Regions from separate parts of the Mus musculus genome. Here region 2 is linked to region 1. Evidence: chromatin contacts called from ENCODE POLR2A ChIA-PET data. All regions are on one chromosome and are shown on one strand. Each heading gives the region's core, a stretch centred on a gene start or an enhancer-like site at or near the end of the contact. The rest is flanking DNA. Distances are from core to core; before and after follow the strand shown. Region 1 holds the start of Spns2 (spinster homolog 2). Region 2 holds the start of Smtnl2 (smoothelin-like 2).

Region 1 (3,758 bases), core at 838-3,337:
CAAAAGACTGCCCTCTTTTCCTACTCTAGAATTCAACCAGGGGTGGAGATGAAGGGCAGTGGATCAAAACCAAAACTGGCCTTGCAGGCCAGGGTTGTGAAAGGGTGAGAGTTCAGGGGTGGGAAATTGAGACGCAGCCTGGGTAGAGTGCAAAGCCATCGTGCAGAGCCTCCTTCACAGATACACAGCTGGGCAGCATCCACAGCAGACATGGTCCTCTCGCTTGGCACAGCCACACAGATCTGGCCCCATGGAGCTTCTGGGTCTGTGCTTGTCTGCTAATCACCTGTTATCCCTGGCCACGCATTGAAACCCCCCCCACCCCCGCCCCCCGACTGACTTTACAGGCCAGAATCCAGCCAGCTGGAAAGAGGCAGCAGGCAACTTTCAGAATGAAATCTGTTTTCCTAACCTTCCGTCACAGTCATTCATACTCAACACGCCGAAGCATATTTTTAGTCAGTTCACAGAATTTAAAAGACACCTTGAAGGCGCCAAGAAACACCAGCTTGGGGATTAACTCTGCTCACTAAGACAGTGGAGTGTGTGTGTGTGTTCGTGTGTGTGTGTGTGTGTGTGTGTGTGTGTGTGTGTGTGTGTGTGTGTATGTGTGTGTGTGTGTGCTTGAGTGCCTTATGCTTTGTCATCCGTTGGCTATGCCATGACTCACTGTGGTTGACACCTTCACAAGATGTTCCTGTTGTGGACGTGGGCTCTGGAGCAGCCTGCACTAGCAAGATGATTTCAGGGCCCTGGCTTCGTACCAACCAGACCATTGACTAGTTGTCTGTTTATGACGGGTCACCTTGGTGACCTGAAGTCTGTCTGTGAAACAGACAGAAACCACTGGATATCTGAGGGGCTGAATTAAGTCTCCCCTGACTCTCTCATTTGAACCAAGGGTTTGGCACATACTAGGGAGAACATGCTATACTGGGTTTTAACTTCTTTCTTTCCTTTTACATATTTATTTATTTAGAGACGTGTTGGCCTGGACTCGCTGGCCTGGAACCTCGGAGTTTCACCTGCCTCTGCCTCCCAAATGATGGACTTACAAGAGAAGACTGTTCTTTACACAGAAGCTACCTAGCCATTCTCCAGAACTGACAACCCCCCCCCCCCCAACGTGCTCAACTACCTGGACTATATTCCCCCAATAGAAACAAAGACCCAGAAAGATAGAGGTTTCGTCCAATGTTAAGCCACACGCAAGAGCAGATATAGGCTAGGATCCAGCTTTCCAACTTTCACTAAGGGTTTTGGGGAGATGGTACCCCCCTCAAAGGCTTTTTCTGCTCCATCCCCTCTCCTTCTCGTTTGTCTGAGATTGGATCTCTCCTGACTCAGCCTCCCAAACGCTGGGGTTACAGGTGTAGGACACCCTGCCTGGCATTGAGGAGGCCCTCCTGGTTCTTTTGGGCTCTAATCCGAGCCCTGGTTCTCACAAGCTCCACTCTATGGGGGGTAGAGATATGGTCAGAGTGAGCCCAGGTCATAGCATGGAGGTGCTTCTCTATAGAGGAGAGCAATGGACCTTCATGAGGTCTGTGTCCTGGGTCCACCAATCATGTTTCTTAGGCAGCGCTGCCTAAACAGACTGAATTAAGGTGAGTAACTGTTGGAGTCAGCTCTACAACAGGTTCCCCAGTTTTGACCATCTGAGACTTTTTTTTTTTAATGCGTAGCTTAAGCCATGGGCCTTCCTCGGCCTCAGCCAGGGGTCCTCTCCCATCGCAGGGGCAGGGTGGAAGTTGAGTAGGGTCTGGGGTACCCTTCTTCCCTCACCTAAATCCTAATCGGTGCTGCAGCTCCCCGCAATCGCTTCCTGATCCCCGAGGGTTCCGTGGCCGCAGCGCTACTGCGTGACTTGCGCCCCCGTCAGGCGGGTGGGGCTGTGCGGCCAGGCGCCCCCGCACCCCCCGGGGCAGCACGTGCGGGGCGGGGCTGTGGCTTGAGCCCGGAGGTGATTGGGCACACGAGCTTGGTGGGCGGGGCCGGCCGCAGCTGTCAGAGCCGCCGGGGCCGCGCGTCTCACTGACTGAACAGTAGCAGCGGCGCAGCCAGGGCTGGAGCCCGAGCGCAGAAGCGGACGGGCCGGGCCGGGATGGTGCAGCGGCGGCTCCGCGGCGCGCGCACGCACTGAGCGGGCCCGGGCTGGGCCTCGCGTCCCCCGAGCCCCCCGCGCCCCCCGCCGCCCCGGCCCGGGCCGGCATGATGTGCCTGGAATGCGCCTCGGCGGCGGCGGGCGGCGCGGAGGAGGAGGAGGCGGACGCCGAGCGGCGGCGCCGGCGCCGGGGGGCGCAGCCAGGGGCTGGAGGTAGCGCTTGCTGCGGGGCGCGGGGTGTTGGGGGCGCTGGAGTCGTGTCCGCCGACGAAGAGGTGCAGACGTTGTCCGGCAGCGTGAGGCGGGTCCCGTCCGGACTCCCCAGCATCCCCAGCACCCCTGGCTGCGCAGCAGCTGCCAAGGGCCCCAGCGCGCCGCAGCCCAAACCGGCCAGCTTAGGCCGAGGGCGGGGGGCAGCTGCTGCCATCCTGAGTTTAGGCAACGTGCTCAACTACCTGGACAGGTACACTGTGGCAGGTGAGCAAATGCCCCATCTAGCCCGAGGACCAGGGCCCTTCCATCCCAGATGCCCTAGGGAGCTTTTGGTTGCCAGCTCCCTAGATCCAAGCCCTCTGGAGAGTCCCTAAGGACCCTCTGTTCAAGCGATGCTTTGGCGTTCCATGGGTCCAATCCAAAGCACCCCACGCTCCCCGTGTTAGGGATTGGTGGAGTTTCCACCCCTGGAGCAGCTTGTGAGCCTTCGCCAAGCCCTTGACGGCTCATCCGTTGTCCTCCCAGAGTCTCCTCTGCGTCTCTCTTGCCTTATCGCCTGTGCGCCCCCTTCCTCCACAGCCGCAGGTTCCCCGGCCTCTCCTCCTTTTCCCTTAGTCCAGGCCGTCTGTGCTTGCACGGCCCGTCTGTTCCTTCTTTCCTCGGTCTCAGCCACCCCCCTGCATGCGTGCGGCCAGTGTGTGCGCCTCTTGCGGGTGTGCGCCAGGCAGCCGGAGTGTGCGCGCGCGTGGCAGCGCGGATATGTGTGTGTGAGCTTGTAAGCGCGTGGCTGACAAAGGCTCGGGCCTGCGGGGAGCCGAGGGAGGGGCGGGGCGGGTCCGTGCCGCCTGGGGACCCAGGATGCGGTTTGCAGCTGGCCCTGGCTTGAGGCCTGGAGACGCCTCCTTCTGCTCCATGGCGCTTGGAGCCTGGAGCAGGGCATAGGCCTGGGGGCGGGGGCTGGGGGGGTTGGTCTAAAGAGAGGCAGCCTCATGCTCCTTGAGCATCTCTGCGACTCAACCCCAGGTTTGAGACTGAAATGGATACAACTGGGTTTCTATCCTGAATGTGCTTAATGTGTGTGTGACCTTGGGCCAGTTTCAGCTTGTGTTTAGGTCTGTTTCCGTTTGTGAATTGATTGATCCCTGGGCCTCTTAGTGTGGATGTGACTCTGGGATTCTATTCTGCTGGCGTCTCTCCCTGTCTTCACAGGGGTCAAGACGTAGGGACCTGTCCTAGAGCTGGCCCTGCCTGAGGATAATGTAGCTTTGAAAAGAAACACTGGTTAGGCTGGTCTCCGGGGCTCCCGGTGGAGGAGTGCAGTTGTGTGTGTGTGTGGTGGGGGGGACCCAACATTCTATCCCACAACCTAATATGAAAGAGGGGAGAGGAAAGGGGAAGAGAGATGATTTGGATATTTTGTGCCTCACTAAAGAAAACTCAG
Region 2 (3,758 bases), core at 606-3,105, 78 kb after region 1:
CTGATCATTTTCTACTCTCAACACAACCTCCGCCCCCAAAACACATACAATGCTGGCGCCCAGAGGCCTACTCAGGAGGTCAGGGACTAACCTGTCTGGGTCCTTCTCAGGCATCCTCTGCTTCCCTGTGTTCTGCAAAGGAAAGATTGGACTTCTCTGACTCCAGGGCTCAGACCCGTAGGGTGGGCAGCGCTGTCTGGGACATAAGCTCTCCAAGTGGCCCCTCTCCAGGGCTCTATCAAAGATTCCACCCGGAGAAAGAATGCAAGGAGCGGTTTGGCTCACCCTGTCCAGACGGCTGCTTGGAACACACACACAGACATGCAACATGCACGCCTTTTGGCACTTGACTTTCCCATGAAATAATTGCTGGAAAGCTCCTTGGATTAGGTAACCCAGTGTTCCTTCCTGTCCCTACCCGGGGGAGGGGATCAGCTCTTAGCATCTGTTAGGCTAACCCAGCTCCTGGGGGAAGGAAAGGGCAGTCTAGGAGGGTCTGGGGCCTCCCAGACATCCTTGGAAGCAGAACAGTATGACCAGAACAAGCCTTTGAGCCTGCTCCTATGGATCATCTCACTAGGCCTCTCCAGGCTTTGAGCCACCTCCCATAGCCCAGGCCCAGAGAAATCGAGTTAGGAAAGCCTTTTAGCACAATGAATGAGATGGTTTTTTCTTTATTTTAAATGTTTACAACATCTATCATATTGTTATCCTGAGCAACAATTGCCTCCATCCCTCCTTCTTTGGTGATGTTTGGGGTTTCTAGGCTGGGAAAGGGGACTTTCTGGAATAAGAGGAGTGCTGGAGAAAAAAAGAGGTTTGAAGGTTGTCAGGTGGATCGAGGTTCTTGACTGAGCTTGGGGAAGAGGGGGGCAGCAGTGCACATCCTAGTTTTTGATCCCAAAGTTGCTCATAGCAAGATTTTGGGATTTGGGTCCCAACCTTCCTGTTCATCTTTAACACACACACACACACACACACACACACACACACACACACACACACACAGAGAGCAGGCCTAGGAGGATAGGAGGGGCATTTTACCATCTACATAACTCTTCCTGATCTCAGAACTGGTGCAAGAAATCCCAGGCAAAAGTGTCACAGGTGGGGGGCTGAAGTGTGGGCTTAGCAGTTTAGGGCACTTTTTGCTCTTTCAGAGAAACCCCAGAACTCGGCTCCCAGCACACACATGATGGCTCACAACTATTGGAAACTCCAGTTCTAGAGGATCCTGACACCACTTTGTGATTTATGTGGGCACCACACATGCTGTGTAGATACAGACAAGCAGGCTCACACACATAAAGTCAAATAAATATTTTTTTAAAAAGTCTCACAAGTGAGTATTTGCGAACTGGATGGTACCGGTGGTGACCGGAGATGCATACAAAGGTGAGTCAGAGCGGTTATGGTGTGTGTGTGTGTGTGTGTGTACAGTTGCTGCGGTTCCCTGAACAGGGGGGAGAGTCCAACCAAAGTGGACCTACAGGGAAATGTATAACTCTTTTAGTTGTTGTTCCTAGAGTAATGTCCTTTCGAGTGTCTTCTTCCCAGATCTTTCACCGGGTCGCACACCACTCCCTGGGGTCAAGCGTGTATGGGACTCCTTACTCCCCCAGGGATCCACATCCCTGCAAAGCAGAGAAGGAGAACTTTTCACTAAGTGCCTCCGGGGCCAGGCATCCCGCACCGACCCGGCCAGTCCCCAGGGGCGGGGTGTCCTGGAATGGGCTGTCCCGCCCCCTCGGCCCCGCCTCCTCACTCAGCGCCCAGTCCTGGGGCTCTAGGGGTCTGCCCCGCCCTGCTCCCGCCCCCTCCGGCCGCCCCTCGGGCTCAGCCAGCCGCGGCCCGCCAGTCGTCCCAAGGAGCTGCGGATCTCTCAACGTCTCCCGCGTTCTGCCCGCTGTCCGATCGGTGTGCCCCACTCGGCCATGGAGCCGTCCCCCGACGCCGAGGAGGCGCACACAGTGCGCGAGGCGCTGGGCCGCTACGAGGCGGCGCTGGAGGGTGCGGTGCGTGCGCTGCACGAGGACATGCAGGGGCTGCAGCGCGGCGTGGAGCGGCGCGTGGCAGAGGCGCTGCGCCTGGCCGGCCCCTTGGCTCGTACTGTGGCCGAGCTGCAGCGGGACAACCAGCGGCTGCAGGCACAGCTCGAACGCTTGACGCGCCAGGTGGAGGCGCTGGGCTTGGCGACTGGAGTGTCCCCTGCACCCGGCACGCCCAGTCCCCCTCCGGCGGCCACAGTTACCGACCGCGCCCCCCGCTTGGGCACTGCACGCTTCTCCAGTCATGCCACCTTTTCGCTGTCCGGTCGAAGCCCGGTGAGCCCCGGGGGTGCGGCGCGAGGGATGTGAGCGACTAGGAGCGTGCCTGGGGTGTAGGGTTGGGAAATTGGTGCCGCCCATCAGCTCTGAGTGCGTGCGCTGGCGAGCGTCCTCTAGTAAGAGAGCTATACCTCCACCTGCCGCTGGGACTTGGTAGCCGGGATTACATTTAAGCTCTCCAGAGCTGGAAAGGACAGGAGAAACATTGTTTTAGTAGGCCTGCTGCACCTGCTTTGCACTTCTTTCTTGGATCCGGGTGGTGTTTTTGCCTTGAGATCTGCCCTCTCCCATCTGACCCATGAATTTTAAGAGTTTGGACGCCAAGGTTCAGTCTTTGATAGTTCACTGTCGTCTGGGTCCTCACCTGCAAGTTGGAATGGTCAGCGTCCTCTACCTGCCCCCTACAACGTTTTTGTTCACGCGCACTGTGTTGCTGCTTCACTGAGGCCTGACCGTTCCGGTTGTAGATTAACCCCGACTGAGTTGCCTCTGTGTGTGTGTGTGTGTGTGTGTGCGCGCGCGCGCGCGCGCGCGCATGTGAGCGCACTCTGGTCTGGACTGATCAGTAACTGTTTGGGAACTCATGTTGCAGAGGGCAGACCCTTTACTGGAAACGGAGAGGGGGAACGGGCCTTTAGCTGTGTCTAGATTTCTGGGCAGAAGCTGGTGTGGACCAGTTTTACCACTTGGTCACGACCTCCTGGAGTGACAGAGCCTGGTTAGACTGTTTCTATGGTGTGTGCAGTGGCCCTTAGGTGGGATTTTCCATCCTGACCCGGAATTTGCTGGCGGGGTGGGGGGGTGGTGGGGGGGGAGGGAAGTGGGGGATGGGGGAGAGGAGTGGGAGGGGTTGGAGGAGTGGGAGGGGTGGGAGGTGCTTTTCAAGGGCCAGGGTCTTAGTACACTGCCTCTGCCCCCTGCCTTGGTGTATTCCCAAGGCCCTTAGCTCTACTGTGGGCCTCAGCAGGAGGACATCAGATAAGTCCTTGCCCCTGGAGGTCTCAGCCTGGGTGGAGGTGACCCCAGACTTGAACAGTGGCAACAGGTGAGCAGAGACGCCTTGCTCCAGACTCTGCTCCTTTTGCATTGGGGATTTGAGGAGGGTGTGCTGTGCTTGTTGCAAATGGCAGCACGATGCATGCTGCCTGGAGTGGCCAAAAGTGCTCACCAGCCAGGGTGCAGCCTTCAGGTGGACAAGGGAGGCTTGAGTTGTGAAGGCCCTCCAAGTTAGGCAGAGGAACTGGGCTTTGGGGATGGGGGTAGAACTCCGGGTGTTCCAGGCGAAGTGTCTAGAAATATGGAAACACTTGACTCTGTCCTATGAGTCTGCATGTCCGTAGTCTAAAACTGTTCCTGGGAGTGTCACATGTGCCTAAGAGACTGGGCCTTCATTTGCTGCTGAAGTTTTAATGTCTATTTGTAACTTGTGGA

What was found. ChIA-PET counts read pairs that join two places held with the same protein, here RNA polymerase II (POLR2A).
Region 2: POLR2A ChIA-PET joins it to region 1 with 10 read pairs in Patski. The contact joins the promoter of Smtnl2 here to the promoter of Spns2 in region 1. POLR2A ChIA-PET finds 5 or more read pairs at or near these places in 2 of 5 experiments (Patski and embryonic stem cell).

What each region holds. Positions count from the first base shown.
Region 1 is chr11:72,488,249-72,492,006 of GRCm38, reverse strand. It overlaps Spns2 (spinster homolog 2), which reads left to right and starts at 2,087. Exons shown (of 13, transcript NM_153060.3): 1 at 2,087-2,581. The coding sequence starts at 2,212.
Region 2 is chr11:72,409,810-72,413,567 of GRCm38, reverse strand. It overlaps Smtnl2 (smoothelin-like 2), which reads left to right and starts at 1,855. Exons shown (of 8, transcript NM_177776.3): 1 at 1,855-2,324. The coding sequence starts at 1,935.